2 separate regions of the Homo sapiens genome follow, and region 2 is linked to region 1. Evidence: chromatin loops called from intact Hi-C (ENCODE). Cell type or tissue: HCT116. All regions are shown on one strand. Each heading gives the region's core, and the rest is flanking DNA. Links, peaks and the distances in the headings are about the cores only. Region 1 overlaps FLT1 (fms related receptor tyrosine kinase 1). Region 2 overlaps MTUS2 (microtubule associated scaffold protein 2).

What was found. Peaks named below come from ENCODE experiments on the same cell type or tissue, not always from the same donor. Only the 100,000 strongest peaks of a DNase experiment are listed, where the experiment ranks them.
Region 2: a loop joins it to region 1, with 5 times the contacts of the local background. A loop is called at or near these places in 7 of 110 quality-filtered maps.

What each region holds. Positions count from the first base shown.
Region 1 is chr13:28,320,268-28,329,563 of GRCh38, forward strand. FLT1 (fms related receptor tyrosine kinase 1) reads right to left here. Exons shown (of 30, transcript NM_002019.4): 20 at 7,195-7,283; 21 at 2,523-2,679; 22 at 1,995-2,092; 23 at 1,196-1,318. Among named protein-coding and RNA genes, the nearest start is that of FLT1, 170 kb to the right of the region's middle. RefSeq lists a silencer at 905-1,199 and enhancers at 1,962-3,161, 7,826-8,326. In HCT116, for the core only: a CTCF peak has its summit at 4,121 (motif pointing right); a DNase peak (open chromatin) is centred at 4,134.
Region 2 is chr13:29,357,663-29,366,958 of GRCh38, forward strand. MTUS2 (microtubule associated scaffold protein 2) reads left to right here. Exons shown (of 16, transcript NM_001033602.4): 8 at 1,600-1,811. Among named protein-coding and RNA genes, the nearest start is that of MTUS2-AS2, 110 kb to the left of the region's middle. RefSeq lists an enhancer at 5,255-5,474 and a silencer at 5,290-5,584. In HCT116, for the core only: a CTCF peak has its summit at 5,534 (motif pointing left); DNase peaks (open chromatin) are centred at 5,279 and 5,539; H3K27me3 peaks cover 940 bases.

The DNA of each region.
Region 1 (9,296 bases), core at 398-8,397:
TCTCCAGACCAGGGCCCCAAGGAAAGTCTGTTTTCCTTTATTTTTATTTTTTTATTTTTACAAAGGATCAATGTGAAGTCATATGTTTTCCTTCTATACAACAGATTCTGGTGCAGTGGCTCTCGAAGTATGGTCCTGGGACATGCTGTGTCAGCACCTTCTAGAACAAACATGTCCAATTCCTGGCCCGCGGGCCACATGTGGCCCAGGACAGCTTTGAATGCAGCCCGACACAAATTCGTAAACTTTCTTAAAACATGATGAGATTTGTTTGCATTTTTTTTTTTTTTTAGCTCATCAGCTATTGTTAGTGTTAGTGTATTTTATGTGTGGCCCAAGATAATTCTTCTTCTTCCAATGTGGCCCAGGAAAGCCAAAAGATTGGACACCCCTGGTCTAGAAACTGGTTAGAAATGCAAATTCTCAGGCTCCACCCAAGAGTTACTGACTCAGAAACTCTGGGGGGTGGAAGGCTTGTTAGGCCAGCACACTGTAGCGTAACAAGCCTTCTAGGTGATATGTATGTTCAATTAAGCTGGGAACCACTACTGTAACTCATTGGCGCCCAGACATAAGCTTAACCCTCAGGGTATATAGGCTGAGGGTTAAGGAGAAGGGAGGACATGGGAGGTCATCCACAAAAGTGAAAAATAACACTATGTCTAAAAACAAGCAGGGAAGAGAAGCCAGTACGAGCCAGCGGGGAGATGCTAGGCATGGAAGGCCATGGGAGGTAAACAGTCTCCTCCATAGTCAGCTACTGCTGACGGTCTTCCCCGCCCTTTCCTGAGACAGATACACCTGCTGAATCAATCATCTGGGTTTATTTGAGGGAAAGAGTCCAGGCTGTTCTTTTCAGTGGTACAAGGAATTCCCTCAGGATTCAAAGGAAGGTAATGCTAAGGTCTCACCCAGGCCCCACCAAACACTTCTCAGGTTAGCAAGTCTCACGCAGCGCTGCCCAAAGGACAGGTGGGAGGCCAGGCATTAGGGAAGAGCAGAAGCAGGAGACAGTGGCCTTTCTGAGCCTTACACAAGGGCTCTCTGGGATGCCGCTCATCTGGACTGTTTGTCTTCACAGAAAGCCAATGATGGTTTTCAGGGACTACAGCTGAGGAAGTGTAAATATTTACCAAGTCTGTGGTTTAAAAGTGATAGGACACACATGAGTCAAATAAACATCAAACTGACTTACATCTCCTTTTCTCACATAATCGGGGTTCTTATAAATATCCCGGGCAAGGCCAAAATCACAAATCTTCACCACGTTGTTCTCAGATAAAAGAATGTTTCTCGCTGCCAGGTCCCGATGAATGCACTATAATAAAACAGTTGCATAATCAATGCATTTCCTTAACCTAACCAACTAATTTCCTACACCTGTCAGTGTCATTATCTTAATTTGGGAATCCATTTCACATGCTGTGAAGGGAGCACCTCTCGGTGCACACAGAGTTACCATAAACATGAAGAGCCTCTCTACAAATACAGGTCCCCAAGCCCTCAAAGTCAAGAAATGGTCTGAATCCACTGGGCTACTATTTGATCAGCGAAGCTGGTTATCTAAGATTTACCAGTGGGCAAACTTTCCCCACAGTCTTTTATCCTGAGCTGCCAAGATGAGATCTTTCTCCAGCTGCAGTTTTGTGGGAGGGCCCTATATGGCTATATTAATAGTAGCTCTCCTATGAAGTCATGTCTTCTGAGATTTGGGCCAGATTTGAAAATATGCCAGAGGATACTGTGGAGAGCCGATGCCAGGTTTGTCTAGTCTGAAACCTGTGAGTTTTCCCCAGAATTAAGTTCTATCCACTGGTATCCATGACTCCTCATTCTCAAAACTCCTCATATCAAGGCAAATTAAGGCACTTGCAGTGGTGTTTGTTCTACATTTAAGAACATAGGTATCAGCAAATACTAGGAAAAATGAATTTATAGCAAAGGTGTGTGTCCAGCCCTGGCAGAGAAGAAAAACAGTAAACAGCAAGACTGACCTTTCTGGAAGACAGGAACTCCATGCCTCTGGCCACTTGAAAACTGTAAGAAATCAGATCTTCCATAGTGATGGGCTCCTTGTAGAAACCGTCAGAATCTGGAAAGCATTAGAACCGTAACTGTTTGTAATGGCTCTTGTTATCCCACCAAATCCCAGTTTATTGGAACAATGTTAGCAAAACATAAAACAAACCAACAAGTAGATCAGAGTTCATTTTTAAGAGTATTTGAGTTTCAACATGAACACCAGAGATTTTTCCAGGCCTCCAGCCCACTTTATCCAAGCATGGGGGCAGGGGGATGATCCATTAAGATGAAAATCCCTGAGGGGAGAAAACGGTACAGTTCCCTGTCAAAATTAGTAACTCTGTAAATTATCTTAATTCAAATCTTATCTCCTCAGGACATTACCATTCGAGTCTCCCACGGATGTTTATTAGAGTGATAAATAAGAAAAAAATTTCAGAGATGCATAGTATGTTGTAAAAATATCTCAGCGCGTAGGACAGGAAGGAATTAATACCTACCCTCCTCTTCCTCAACATCACTCAGACTTTTATCTTCCTGAAAGCCGGAGCTCGCAAAGCTTTCGCTGCTGGTGACGCTATCTAGTCTTGGTTTCTTGCCTTGTTCCAGGCCTGGCTCCATTTTTTCTTTCTTAGGCTCCATGTGTAGTGCTGCATCCTTTGAAGAGACCGAAAAGGACCCAGGTGAAAAGGAGCTCCAGCACAGCAGTGGGAAACCAGTCCCTCAACTGGCAATCGCCTGATGAGAAATGAGAGCGTTTCACTTCTCAAAATGGATCGTGAACTAGCACAGGGGCCCTACGGTGTCCAGGAGCCTGACTACCTCTGGAGTTGCAGAGTCTATTGTGCTCTTGCCTGGGCTTCTAGACAGCATCTTAGATCAGATAAAAAAAAAAAATTAAGAGTGGTGGGTATTTACTGAATGCTTACTCTGTGTGAGCTGGTATATTAAAAGCTTTAGGTACATTTCTTGTTTAGTGTTTCCAACAATTTTACGAAGTAGTTCTTATTTATACATGGAGAAACAGGTTCAGAGAAGTAAAGTAATCAAATTCACATGCAGCTAATAAATAGCAAAGCTGGCCGGGCACAGTGGCTCACGCCTGTAATCCCAGCACTTTGGGAGGCCGAGCCAGGTGAATCACGTGAGGTCGGGAGTTTGAGATCAGCCTGACCAATATGGAGAAACCCCGTCTCTACTGAAAATACAAAATTAGCCGGGCATGGTGGTGCATGCCTGTAATCCCAGCTACTCAGGAGGCTGAGGCAGGAGAATTGCTTGAACCCAGGAGGTGGAGGTTGCAGTGAGCCGAGATCACGCCATTGCACTCTAGCCTGGCCAACGAGAGCAAAACTCCATCTCAAAAAAAAAAAAAAAAGCAAAGCTTGAACCCAGGATTGGTCGATGCCCACATCTGTGCCCTTAACCACTTTTCCATGCCACACGCCATCTTGTGAAGGATGACATCACTGAGAGGAAAGGATCCTCAGTGTGCTTGGTGCTTCACTCTGTAATCCCTAGGAGGAGTTATAAGAGAAGGCTATAGTTACCAATTTCTCAGGTTTCTTTGGGGAAGGAGGGAACATGGACATTGCTTTTTTTCTCTTCCATTTAAACAAAGATACAGTTTGATCCTAACAAGGGTAGCAATGGCCTTTCACCCTGGACTGCACATCCAAGCCCTGGTTCATTTGGCTCTTCCATTAATCATGCGATCTTGGGCAAGTCACCTTACTTTTCTGAGTTTAATTATCCTCTTCTGAAAAGCTCTATTATACTATTATTTTATGATTCATAGGAAAGGAGTTGTCAGTTCTGGGTGTTCATGGGAAACCAGAAAAGATTTTTATTGCCTTTTGTAATTCATCTAGTAACTATGACACTCTAAAACCTAGCACTTTCAGTGGCTTTATAACAAGACCATGTTTGTAGCCTAGATTCTGCTAGACAGCAATACTGAGGCAGAAGCAGAGAGGGACTGGAGTTCAGTGGTGTCCCTTGATCCATTTGCATGGTGTGGCAGTTCTAGGATTAACCCGCGTACCCCATCCTTCCTGGGCTTTTCTAGAAATGTCACAAAGCAAGAGTGATCCCTCCACTAGAGGGCACAGTGGGAGCAAGCAGAGCACTGGGAGAAAGCTTCAGGAGGGACAGCCCTAACCTAGTCTAAAAGCCAAAAGGGCACCAAGGTTCCCAGCCCCTGAAAAGAGACCTTCCGGGGTTGCAGAGGGAGGCAGGCCTCAGAGTGAATACCCACTGCCATTGCAGGTAACCCACCTGAGGGCAGGTAAAGACTTTCACTATTTGTTATTGTGTTTCCACAATGCAGTTATATTGGATTCTGTTCAGTTGGGGACTGGAATTTTATTTTTCACAAGATCCTTTGTGGGACAGAAGGCATCAGAGAAAGCGCTGGCAATAGCATGGGGAGAAAAATGCTCCACAGGCTCACTCAGGGCTCTGCATGTGAAAACTCTCCCTGGACAGCCTTCTTCCCCACGGCACCCAAAAGTCACAGCCTAGGCATGTCTCCAAGGACCAAAACTCAGGCTCTCTCACTCCCTTCCTGACTCCCAATCAATTGTATATTCAGCTTTGCTTATCAGTACCACTTTTGTTAAATAAAGGTAATTTACTGAACTCTTGGGACTCTGGCAGAATATAGTGAATTTATTACAAACCATATTTAAGGATCCCAGTTAATTTATTTGGAAAATGAAGTATTCCATTTTCAATTTAGCCTTTTGGTTTTGCCTTTCCTTTACCTTTATCTTCCAAATATGAAAGACAGCCATGGATTTTCCACAAAAACACTAAGCTCCACCAAGTTGCACAGGGAGGCAAATCATTAAATATAGCCAGAGAAGGAAGCAAACTCTTCAAAACAAAGGACGCACAAACCCAAACGTTCCATCCTGCCCAGGTCCCTAGGGTATTCTGCTGGCTTAGCTCTTCCTGAAGCCAGTCCAAAATTTCAGTACTAAGGGGAATTTGTACTGCCCTCAGCCCAAGGCACCACTTTCCACTTTTTCTTATGCTTTTTTCACCTCATTTAGTGTGGTGCACAGAAAAGGCAGTGGAGGAGGAGTCAAGAGAGCTGAGTTCTTTCACCTTCTGACTTCACCTCATGGTAGGTGTGTGTCCTTAAGCGAATCACTTGACTTCTCTGAACGCATCTGCAGCCTGCGAGTGTGAACCAACTGATCACAAAGATCCCTTTCAGTTTCAAGATTCTAATTATTAGGCCGGGCACGGTGGCTCACACCTGTAATCCCAGCACTTTGTGAGGCCGAGGCAGGCGGATCACCTGAGGTCAGGAGTTTGACCAGCCTGGCCAACATGGTGAAACTCCGTCTCTACCAAAATATTCAAAAATTAGCTGGGCGTTGTGGCGGGCTCCTGTAATCCCAGCTACTTGGGAGGGTAGAGGCAGGAGGATCACTTGAACCCAGGAAACGGAGGTTGCAGTGAGCTGAGATCACACCACTGCACTCCAGCCTGACTGACAGAGAGAGAAACTCTGTCTCAAAAAAAAAAAAAAAAAAAAAAGGTTCTTATTATTAGAGGACCTGACTTAAACCTGGGGAAAATGATGTTCTTGCATATATTGCCGGTCCGGTAGAACATCTCTGTCTTTAATTAGATCAAAGTTTGAGGGATGAGAAAATTGGCCAGCTGTCCAGTGGTTCTTATTTGTGTGTGAAGATTCTTGCCCACATTATAAAGATGGGCATCATTCTTGGATTTCAGACATTTTATCCACCATGTAGATCAGTGGTACGAAGTTGGACTCACCCAATTTTTCTATCTTAGTAGGTCAATGATGTTGATGATGATGATGACAGTGGTGGTGACAGTGATGATTAACATTTATTGAATGTTTGACTGAGAGATTTTTATTCTCTCAACAATCCCATCAGCTGGATTCTATTATAAGCTTCATTTAATAAACGAGGGAACTGAAACAGACAGGTTGAGTAATTTGCATTCCCAGATTTCATGAGAAGTAGAGACAGGATTTGAATCCAGGAAGTCTGATTCCAGAGTCTCAATGTTTAACCACCACACTACATGGGTTCATCACCAGTGTTGCTGATTACTGGTTAATAATGTTGAATCACTGTCCCCTGGACTTCTTCAGCTCAGAGAAGGACACAGTATTGGTGCCATATGTCACACTGGCAAAGTTTTAGTAAATTATTTCTCCTCCATTCAATAATCTCTCTCTCTCTTTTTTTTTTTTTTTTTTTTTTTGAGACGGAGTCTCACTCTGTTGCCCAGGCTGGAGTGTAGTGGCTTGATCTCGGCTCACTGCAACCTCAGCCTCCCAGGCTCAAGCGATTCTCCTGCCTCAGCCTCCCTAGTAGCTGGGATTACAGGCGCGGGCCACCACGCCTGGCTAATTTTTGTATTTTTAGTAGAGACGGGTTTTCACCATGCTGGCCAGGCTGGTTTCGAACTCCTGACCTCACAAGATCCACCTGCCTCAGCCCCCAAAGTTCTGGGATTACAGGCGTAAGCCACCGTGCCTGGCCCAATAATCTCTTTTAAACCTTGTTTGCCCTTAGGTCTTGGGTCCACATGTTCCTTTTACTACACAGCTTTTATTTAATAAGGCTGGTTCAGAGTATATGTAGGGATGACATGGGTAGTGAGGGTGTCAGGAAGTAGGGGAAAGGGCAGTGGAAAAGAAAGATAATGATTTTTGGCCCTGGCCACATCATTGGTCTACTGCTGATTGTCAAGTCACTCAGTTGATTTAGCCTTAGTCAAAATCTAACCTAATAAATGGAGACAATTATATTAACTATTATCTTCCTTAAAGAAATAAGTGACTTGTGTATGTATGTTTGCGTGTATGTACACATGCACACATATATAGGGGGAGAAAGAGAGAAAGTTATTGTTAGATATTTAGATAAGTGGCTAGTAGATTTACTCTCCAATTATGGCTGCATACGCACACAGGGATCAAATGATTCTCTGTGCTATCCACACTAGAGTGTAACAGATTATCAGGGGAAAAAACATGAAAAAAGGAGAAGAAGCAGAGATTGAGTTTTAAGTTTAATCATTAACAACACAATACAGGTTTCTCTTGCTTTATGTTGTTACAGACTAAATGAAAACTCATTGCTATCTTTAAAAACCTCCAACTTTTGAAATCCTTACCTTGTTGAGAAAAAATAAGTCACGTTTGCTCTTGAGGTAGTTGGAGAGATTTCCATATTTGCAGTATTCAACAATCACCATCAGAGGCCCTGCAGCCAAAACAGCACATGCTCATGCTCAGCCACACCAAGCCAGTCAGCCATTTGCCAGCCTTCAGCCTGCCTGAGAAACCTCAAACCAACCAGCCTTTGTATTAGTGGGGCGAAGGGATGCGATTTAGGGATGAGAGGCCCATGAATACGGTGACTTTTTCAGTTTAACCTAAGAAGGGGTTTAAAGAATACAATTGAAATACAAAAAAAAAAAAAAAAAAAAGGAGGTGAGGGGCAGTGCAGAAGCATTAGAGAGAAAAGATTGGAAGAAGGACAGAAATACGTTTGAGGAGGGGAGAGGCAAAAGCCAGCCTCCCTGCCTCTTAACCAGACCCTTGCGAGTAGAGCGGCTTCTGGTTACTGTCACACCAGTCCTGGAACTATTAAGCAGCTCCTCCCTCCCTACCACGACAGAGACGGCTACCTGGCCGTCTCTCGCCAGCAGTGTCTGCGCGATTTGCCTTGGGGCTTGCCAGAGGATCTACAGTAGGAATCGGCAAACTCTTCTTGTAAAGGTCCAGCTAGTAAGCATTTTAGGCTTTGCAGATCAAGGAGCTACTACTCAATTCTGCCTTTGTAGCCTGGAAACAACCAAACAAGTATGACTGTGCTCCAAGAAAACTATGAACACAGAGATTGGAATTTCATACAATTTCATATCATGAAATATTATTTTTATTTTTTATTTTTTCCCCCAACTTTAAAAAGGTCAAACCATTTTAAGCTCACAGGCTGACCTTGGTTTGCCAACCCGACCCCGGTCTGAAGGAAGCAAGAGGGTTGGGAAGGAAGTCCAGCTGCACTCTGAAGGCCTCCTCTCTCCTGCCCTGCGTTTCCACTGCATGCCTGGGCTGGGCATGCAGCCCACAAAGCAAGGACCACTTCTGGGTCAAAGGGGAGTGACCCCGGAGCTGCTTCACCAGCCGCTGCCCAGGGCATGCCGGGAGCCCAGAAGCCACTAGTTCTTTTTTGTGCCTTGCAGAAGTTGGGCTGGTCCTGGTGGAGTGGTTTTCTCTTAGTACGAGGAACACGCTAGAAATCCTAACAGCATCTCATCTTCCCCCTAGGTTCCAGAACGGGAAGTTGCTTCCAGAGTTTTTTATGTCCCCTCTACGGCGGCAGATGCCGCAGAGTTCGGCTCCCGCATGGGGTCCAGCCACCGTCCTCAGAGGGGCTTCCATGCTGGCGCCCAGCTGCACGGAGCTGACGGCCGCACATGAGGGTAAGCTGTCTCATTATACCTGATCAGTTTTACAGATGCAAAGTTGAGGCAAACAGAATGAGGTTGCCACGACAGAGAACTTCATAAAACGTTATCCGGGGATGATGGAGAAGCAGGCGGGGCCGTGTCGAGGTCCCTCCGACTGTTTCTGGCCTCCCCAGCCTTTAGCTCCTCTCTAACCACCTCCGCCCCTAGCAGATTGTCTTCCCCAGCTACCCTTCATCTCTGCTACCTCTGTTGAGAGCTGGGGAAAACATTGGCTTGCACAGCTCTTTGCACCTTGCTGGCTCAAACAATGATCACACATCTACTCTGCCCTAACCCTGCCATACGGAAAGAAAGGTCTGCGACAACATGCTGGAGCTCTTAATCATAAAGCACAGCTCTGTCCCTACCCCCTTGGGTAAGGTCTATCTGCATGGTGGATCTGGAGGGAAGGGCCCCCACATCACCTCCTCCTGGGACCCTACCAGTAGTGATTCATTCATTCCTTTAGGTGAAGCCTCAAGGAATATGCAACCTTCTACCTTTTACCTTGGCTCTGGCCACACTCCTTCAGACCCATCCTGAGAGAAAAGTGCCCTCTGCTTAGCCTAGAGCCTGTGGAAGGAGATCAAAAAGGGAGTCCTCTTCAGAATCTTTAAATTAACGGCACAGGGAAGGGATTTATGGGAGCACCCTTCTGTAGATGCACAAGCTGTTTCTTCTAGAGCTATTAGGGAGGCCGTTTTCCTGGAGGCGAGGAAGCACAGTGCGGGGGAGAAGGAGCTGTAAGGCAGAGAACTGTT
Region 2 (9,296 bases), core at 924-8,923, 1.0 Mb after region 1:
TCAGGTTGATTTGCCTACAACAAGCAAGTGAGTTTTCTGGAATATTATGTATTCTGCTATCATAAACACAGTTTCTATGAAGCAGTGATTTCACATTCTCCTATTCCATTAAGTCAGAATAATTTACGATATGCCATATGTGAGGTTACATGGCAATCTCTGATGACTTTTTAGGAGGAGAAGGAATTAATTAAAATTAGCATGGTTACCCTTAACCACTAGAAGCATTTAGGTCAATTAACCACTTTCCCCTTAAAAGATGAGGCCACTTGCACGTTCACAAACCCATTACTCTGCATTGTCTCAGTACACCAGGTACTGAAGGGGCTACCATTTTCTGGTTTGTTTTATATGTTGCTCCCTGGTATCTCGGAGAGGAAAACAGAAGAGGAAGAAAACATTTGAAATATTAGTGGATTTATGATTGTGCTGGTCAGTGTCTGTGTCATGTCCTCTAGGAGTGTAATCTACTAGAGTGAAGGAAAGAACGTGCCTTTGAGATGTAAGCCCATTGTCAATAGCAGGGGTTCTCCGACCGCCTGCACATCCCAGGTCTGTCTGTGCCTCCTACAGAGGGACCAGAGGAAGACGCCTGCCCATGCACGGGTCTTGGACTGTGGTGGAGTGCTTTCCTCTGTGCTATTTTGGGGGACCTTGCCTTTTCTTTTTTGAGCTTCAACCTAAAAATCACCTCTCCTTAATGCCCAAAACCCTGTCCTCAACCCCAGGCAGAGCTCCTTGCCCCGTCTTCTGTGGCCCCACAGCCCCTCACATTCACCTGGCAGGAGCCAAGTCACAGAGGGCTTTGCCGGCCATGGTAAGGTGTGTGGACTTCCTATTCATCGTGAGAGAAAGTGAGCAGAGGGGTTCACACAAGTGATGACGTGCCTCACGTGTGCAAAGGTCATTCTGGCTGTGGCGTAGTGAAGGAAGAGAGGAAGCAGGGCTTCCCATCAGAGAGTGAGAGGGGATGGCGGCTCAGACTACACCTTTAGCCATGGAGGAGGCGTCAAGTCACATTGGAGGGATGTGTTGCAGGAGACCTCACAATACATTGGTGCTATAGGAATTTAAAGTCAGGAGTTGCTAGAGCAGCGGTAGCCAGGGCTGTGACTTGGACGTGACATTGAAGAAAAGGGTCACTAGAGCAGCCTCTACGGCGAAGAAAGGGGCATCGAGGTGTTATTCTCTGGTGCCCAATTAAAAGGTTGCTAGACGATTATAAGTCTGACTTCTATCTGGATTGATTGATTAATTTCCCATTAGACATTGTCAAAGAGTAATCTCCTTTAAGAAAAAAAAAAAAAAAGCTTCTCTCTCTCCAAGCAAGCCTAGAAGAAGTGTCGGAAGCTGGAAGGAATTTGGCAATTTTGTCTGTTATCCTTTTTCCAAGCACGAAACCTTGCACTTAACAACCACATTAATGGAACAATAATTTTAGTCCCTGACTGTTTTTTCTTTTCAATCCTTAAAAATGACAAACCGTGGGCAATTTCTTCTCTACCACTTGAAGAACTCCTTGTGTAATAAGAAGCCGTTGTCACATGTGTACTGAGTGTTTTTTCACAGGTGACCGGGGTTTGGTTTTCTTTCTCACAGGATACCCAAAGCAGAGGACTGCGGCAGCTCGAAATGGGTTTCCGCCCAAGCCGGACCCGCAGGCCCGTGAGGCTGAGCGGCAGCTGGTGCTGCGGCTGAAGGAGCGGTGTGAGCAGCAGACCAGACAGCTGGGCGTTGCGCAAGGGGAGCTGAAGAGGGCCATCTGCGGCTTTGATGCCCTCGCCGTGGCCACGCAGCATTTCTTTAGAAAGGTGAGGCCCCATTTCGTGAAGGTCCAAGGGCATTTTGGTTGGAGGAGAGTGTGGTGATGGTGACGGTTGTTTGTGTATGTTGCTGTTTTGGGTTTGAGTTTTGATCAGAGTGGAGTTTGGATTTTCAGGAGTTCAGGCAGAATCTCCTGAGGCATCCCATCATCTTTGGGGAGCCACGTTTATCCTTAGGTGTGAAAGAAATACGTCTGGGAAGGATCATTAATAATCTTCATTCCAAAATACGAAATTATGTAAAAAATGAAAGGAAAGGATATACAGGAACATTTTTGAAGGTGGGATCTTTGCAGGAAATGGAGCGTGTGGTAGTTTGCATTTTCGAGGGGAGATGGTCACTTTCCGACATTACTGCTCACATCACAACAAAGGGAGACAGGGCCCCAGTACCGTTCACGTCGGCTGTTGATGGGCAATGGAATGTGCTTGGCCTGGGACTCTTCTCAAGGCCATGCTCACAGTTCCCAGAGCAGCATGGGGTGAGGTTCGGATTCTCCTTGTGCCCTCAATTTTTCTGAAAATGCAGGGAGGTTGGTTTCTCCTCTGCAAATGTCTGGATCTGTGTGTGTATACTGAATCTGTTATTAACCATGGAGCAGATAAGCATCCCAGCCTTTCCCCAGGGAACAGAGGTGGGAGCCTAGTGTCCCACTGCATTTGTTCTCCACCTTGAAGTCACCAAGGTGTGCTTGGGGGAGAAAAAGCATAAACATAAGTGCACATTTTTGAGATGCACATATGGACCTCCTGGTATCTATACATGGGAGGAAGTAAAAGTGCTGTATAAATGCTCTCCAAATAAGAAAGTGAATTAACGAAATATCTGGTCAATTTGAAAAGAAAAGCAGAAGAATGTGAAGTGGCTCCATGTCCCCTGGCAGCTCCTTTTTGGCCTTTTATGACATCCTTCACCTTCCCCTCTACTCCAGTATAGAAGCCTGAGCTGCTCTTTTTTGTTGTTATTATTTTTGTTTGTTTAAAGCTTTCAACAGAAAGAGCCATTTATCAATCTGTTGTGGTATTAAATGACAAGATGAGTAGACAGCCCTGAAATTTCCATTTTACCAATAGTTTCAGCCTCCTCCCCAACCAGAATTTTAACCCCAGCAGAAAATGGCCAATGTGAATTTCATACCTTCCTTTCTGGTCTAGTCACGATGCATGACGTGATCTGGTAAGCTTGCATAAAGTAGCCGAACACCCCCCCCCCCCCGTAAGAATTAAAGTTACAAACACGTCTTCAAGGAGCCCAAGAGGCCTGACTGGCCATGGTCAAGATGAGCATTTTTGTAATTAGGGAAGGTGATTCGTCGTATTTCCCACTGACTGTCAAGTTGTACCTAAAGAGGAAAACAGGGCTGTTCCTTGAAGTTCAGTGACCCTGTTTTAGTCACACTGCCTGCTCTGGGACTCTGCCTTCCAGACATCATCCAAAGAGTCAGAACAAGCCCTTGATAAAGGTTTCATATGATGGACAAAGCAATAGATATTGATATAATATATTGATAATATGTTCCGTGTTTTAGAAGTTGGAACTTTTAGGCCCCACTTTTGGGATCATGGCAGGGGAGAGAGTAACTGCCAAAATTAGGGGTCAGTTCCCTGTAGTTATGCACTTCCATGTTCCAGGAAAATTCCTTGTTGGCCTGCAGACCAGGAGTTTTACTTCTCTGTAGCATGCATGTGGCTCTCAAACCAGAGACCAACAGCGGCTGGCAGGTGATTTGCAGGCATCTCCACTGGACCTCTCTGCTACTACAGCTACACTTGGCATGACATTTCAGCAAGATGGATGGTGGACATGAATTTCATTTTCTTTTCAGTAAATCACAACCAGTAACTCCAAATGGGCTTCAAAAATGACCGTGGCATTTCACCTCCCACACAATGTATTTTTTTCTCTGTCTTTCTGATCTCTACGCTATCTTTCTCTCCAGATAAATGCCAGAAGAAAAAACAGAAGATAAAATGTTTTTTTTTTAAAAAGTTAAAGTCCTAATTGAACATAATCAGTGGCTTTTATGCAGGCCGTCATGCATGCCATGTAGTTTAAGGTGATGGATTTGAGAATTTGCTAGTAATACTGAATTAGACCAGGAGGTGTGACATGGGGTGGAGAACCTGGGAAAATAGAGGCAAAGCAGCCCTGAAACCTTCAACAATGGAGCCCTTTGAAGTTACCAGGTCAGGAGAACCCAAGGTACCCCATGTCACCCTTGTGAGAAACCCATGCATTATTATTGTGAATGAGATCTTGTCTGAGCCAAGCATGCCAGCTTTGAGGAAGCATGACCTGTATAGCCTGAAAATGCATGATCTCTTTGTTCTACCAGTTAGAAGGCCCTGCCAGAATTCCATCCTGTAAGGAATGCACGTGTATCTTTTGTACACTGTAGCATATTTATCTGCACAGCATGCTCTGGTGGAGAGAGGACGCAGTGCTAACCCAGAGTCAGTTCCATCTCTGCCCCTATCCAGTGGTGAGACCTTGAGCAAGTTCCTGCCTCTGTGCACTTCGTCATCATCACTGTAGGAATAACATCCCTGTCCTTGTTCTCTTTCCCCCTGGCTGAGTCATTAACTTTGAATCTCAGTTTTCTCCATTTAAAATAGAATTCATAATAACTCTTCACAAAGTCATTGTGAGAATGTAGTGAATTAATGTGCAAAGATGCTTTATAGAGATGGGTCTCACTATGTTTTCTAGGCTGGTCTCAAACTCCTGGCCTCAAGTGATCCTCCTGCCTCAGCCTCCTAAAGCACTGTGATTACAGGCATGAGCCACCATGCCCAGCTGGCAAAGGCACTTTTTTAACAAATATTCAATCAAACATTCTTTTCTGAGTACAAAGAAATCTGTCAGGATCTACCTCAAGGATTTTACTCTCAAGTGGGAGAAGGTGAAAACACAGTCAAAGCCCTTGAAGAGCTTGGCCTGGAATGTACTTTAAAAATAATTTAAGAAAATAATTTTCAGTGGCCAGGCTCGAGCAGCCTGGCCAACATGGTGAAACCCCATCTCTACCAAAAATAAAAAAAATTAAAAAAATTAGCCGAGTGTGGTGGCACGTGCCTGTGATCCCAACTACTTGGGAGGCTGAGGCAGGAGTATTGCTTGAACCCAGGAGACGGAGGTTGCAGTGAACCGAGATTGCTCCACTGCACTCCAGCCTTGGTGACAGAGGGAGACTCCATCTCAAAATACATTTTTTAAAATGAAAATGAAAATAATTTTCTAGTATAGCTCTTCAGTTGCTGCTATATATTTTTACCTGAATATGCTGATGCCATTAATTTAAATATGTGTTGGAAGTAAGCCTCACCACTAGAGAAAAAGAATTAGAAGCCCAGATAAGAATCTCCCTTTTCTGCCCCATGCTTTATAGCTCCTGGCAGAGTAGCTGTGAAAGTTGTCAGCTCTAACACAGCCTCAGCCCAGCGTCCAGGGATTCTAAGATGCCACACTTAGGTGCCAACAGCAGCCTCACACTTGTGCTGGTTGCAGGCAGCTCTGCCCCTGCAGCAAGGTATGTTCCTCACCACGGGCCAAACAGATCTGCTGTATCCATGCTCCCAGACCCCCAAGTGGTGTAGTAATGAGTGTGACTCTCAGGGACGGACTCGCGCTCCTTAGGGTCAGGTTGAATGGTGTGATGGTGCTTTTGCTGTGTGGTTCCCCGTAATGCTACTCTTTAGCATCCCCTGGTGGCTCTCCCATGAAACAGTCCACAGGATGGTCCTCACCCTGCAGCATGGAGTTTTATACACATTACCTGAGGGTACATGGATTTTCATGTTACTTTTAATAAGATTTATTATACTTATTCAGTATTTTTCATATCTATTCTTGTCTTCTTTGTTAACTTTATGAATGTGATTGTAGATGATGGTTTTGAATTTTTTTACATGTTATTAAATAGTTTAGGCATAAAAGACCTCAAAATGAATATGTCAAGCATTTTTGGACTTTCTAAACTTACTAAAAAATTAATAATTCACCAACCTCCTTCTTCTCAGAGTGTGTATATATTTTAAGGCTTTTATTATTTTACCTTTTATCACAAAAAAAATTTAATATAGAATAGTGGAAAGAATAAAACCCAGATACCCCATAATCCATATTTAACATTTATTAACATTCTGCCATATTTGCTTTATCTGTGTCTTGTTGTTGTTAGTTAGGGGTATGTATATTTTTTATATATTTTGTATATTTGAACTTCAACCTTTCACCTTCAGTTCACATATATTAGTAGACAATCTTTAGCAACTCTGTCTCTACCATATGGGGTGGGTAGGTAGGGAGGATTCAAAAAAGTAAGAGGCAGAACTTTAACAATAGAGCTCTTATTTATTGACCATCTACTATGTCCTGGGCACTTAACAGGCATTATTTTAACCCTCACAACAACCATAGCTGTTGTAGATATCATCCTCATGTGATGCCTGGGGAAACTGAGGTTTGGGGAGATTGCATAGTCCTCTGAAGACAACATAATTAGAAAGTGATGGAGCCAAGATACAAATACAGGCCAGGCCACACCCAACACTCATGTTTTTCCACTATATTATGATGCTACTTCTCCCTCTCTTCACAATCATCAAGGTGCTTTTTATGTATTAAGGGGGGAAACGCACAATTGCAAAACAGGTGAAACAATAATCTAAAAGTTAAACACACAGAAAATGACCTAATGGTTTAAGCTGTTGCCATAAAAAAAATACTATGTGCTCAAGTGGAAGCCTCATCCTTGATAATGGGAAGGAGTCTTGGAAGAGCAGGATGGAGAGAGGAGCAGAATGTGGGGTGAGCAAAGAGGAAGGAAGAGCGTATTGGGACGAGAACACCCGATGCCTGCTGTCTGCAGAGTGCCCCCGCTCCCTGCATATCTTTAAGCCCTTGGTAAATTAGTTAATGACTTCTGAATAGAGATTTAGGCCCTGGGGAACTGTTTTTAAAAGTGCAGTGATTGCTCTAGCATGGATTGCAAACTCCTCATAGTGAAGCTGGCCCCAGCTCACCTTGAGTGCTCCATAACACCTGGTTGATTCATGGGTCAGGACAGGGTGTCTGTTAAAGGGCAGGAGAGAAGAGACAGCAGTAGAACCCCTTTGGAAAATAAAGGCTTGCTAGCTTTATCTGTTTAATGCATTCAGATTTTAAATTCAGGGATTCATCAGAATGAATGTTGCCCTTGAGCTAAAGCAGTAGAGAAGCTATTACGTCCACCAGCCAAAGGACTTCACATTTCAGAGATTTTCCCACTGAGTGGAGCTCTCAGAGCAGTAATTATACCTTATCAGAATTGAAAACATCAAGCTCTTTGTTGCTTCCTAAATCCAAAACATGGTCATTTAAACATAGTGTTTTGTGCCTCTCCCACTTATAAACGATGCTCTGCGATTATCTTCTCTTCCCTTAATTTTATCTTGAATAACCAAAGGCTTAAAGAAAATGTGAGCACTTAAGGTGGCATTTCTGACAGCTATTCAGCACATAACACAGTAGAGAGTGCTAGTGAAGTGGTAAATTCAAGGTAAATTAATGGTTCCTATGGTTGTTGTTCTGAAAGAATATTATGTGTCACAAAAATAAGTGCCCCCACAGTGCTTTGATAAAAGAACCATGAGCGTCTGTATGCTTTTACTCATAGGACTTCAGCTAAAGGAAGTTTTTAGCACAACCCCCAAACATCAAAATATTCCCAATATCAAGGGACAGAATCCTCCAGATATGCCAAGCAGCTCTTTGAAGTAATAAGAACCCTTGGCCTGTGGTGTCAGTTGTGCAAAACATCATGGTCAGTGGAAAATGAAACTCAGAATAGCGAAGTCTTCTCAACATTCATGGAAGATCCTTGATACTGAAGCCTGATAAAACCCACCTCTATTGATGATAATATACATTTCACAATAAGGTGCAATAAGATGAGAACAGATACCTGACCAAGGTGAAAACTAATTGCCCCATTCAGCTCATCTCACTTATGCTTTGTCATCAATACGTTTTTTTGTTTGGGTTTGTGTGTGTGTGTGTGTGTAATTAAATGTCACTTTTTTGAAGGCAGATAGGTGCCATGGGAGAAGAAAGGTGAATTTCAGCTGCTGCTTTGCAGAAGAGGCCTGAGGTTTTCCCCAGATCCTGGTGGGCAGTTGGTTAAACCTGGTCTGTAGTAAAAGTGCGTGCCTTTAAGATATTCTGGGATACAGAATTCAGCATAGCCTTCCTGTAGCCAGAGAGGCCACAGAGCAGATGAGGTATGGAATGTCACCTGGCCATCCCACTCAACCTTTCTAGACCCATGGCCTCTGGCAGATACCAATTCTTCACTTAAATGTCACTGGCGACTTATTTGAAAATAAATGCTGTAAACTCCCCTCCAACTAAACACAAGTCAAAGGAAAGACAATATTCAAAAATCATGACTCTCTAACAAGAGGAGATATGGTTTTCTCAGCCCCAGAACCTCTTCCCTGCGAGAGATGAGTTTATTCACTTTCCTAGACCTCAGTTTTTCTATAAAATGGAGTTACTAAGGGTCCAGTTTCAAGGACAAGACTATAATGAAGGGGCTGTCAGGCCCAGGCTCTGTGATTTAATTCAGTGCCTCTGACTCTGTGGGTTGTTCTATTAGTCCGTTTTCATACTGCTGACAAAGACATACTTGAGACTGGGCAATTTACAAAAGAAAGAGGTTTAATGAACTCACAGTTCCACGTGGCTGGGAAGGCCTCACAATCATGGCAGAAGGTGAAAGGCACATCTCACATGGCGGCAGAGAAGAGAAGAGAACTTGTGCAGGGAAACTCCCCTTTATAAAACCATCAGATCTTGTGAGACTTACTATCACAAGAATGGCATGGGAAAGACCCACCCCCATGATTCAGTTACCTCCCACCAGGTCCCTCCCATAACATGTGGGAATTGTGGAAGCTACAATTCAAGATGAGATTTGGGTGGGGACACAGCCAAACCATATCAAGCGTTATCATTTAAATACCAGAAAATCATCGCCCGCTAGCTCAGTTGGTAGAGCATGACACTTAAGCACCAGAAAGTGCTCTGCCCTTCCTCAGGGGGTAGAGTATGCCTATTGATCCCTGCGGCCCACTCTAAGCATACCTGGTATGGGACCATCACGGTTTTGAAAATATAAGTTAGATTATTCTCTTTGGGAAAAATCATTTAAATAACAAACCTTTGTGGAGCATCTGAATCATGAGTCTGTTTCTAGCATATTATTCCTTGGGGACACCACCAAGTGCAAAGAGAGACAGGGAGAGAGATAGCCCTCCAGTAGTTGCCTGTCAAGGCTGAGCCCTCTCCTTGGTTCCTTTGGCGTCTGGTTTCTAGCAGGAGTTAAGAGACCTGGTGGCTCTTGGAGTACCTTCTTATGTGGGCCTAAAACCAGCACCTCATCTCCTGTAGCAGTTTGTGATGTGAGCCTCCCTCCCTGTGTCTGCATCCCT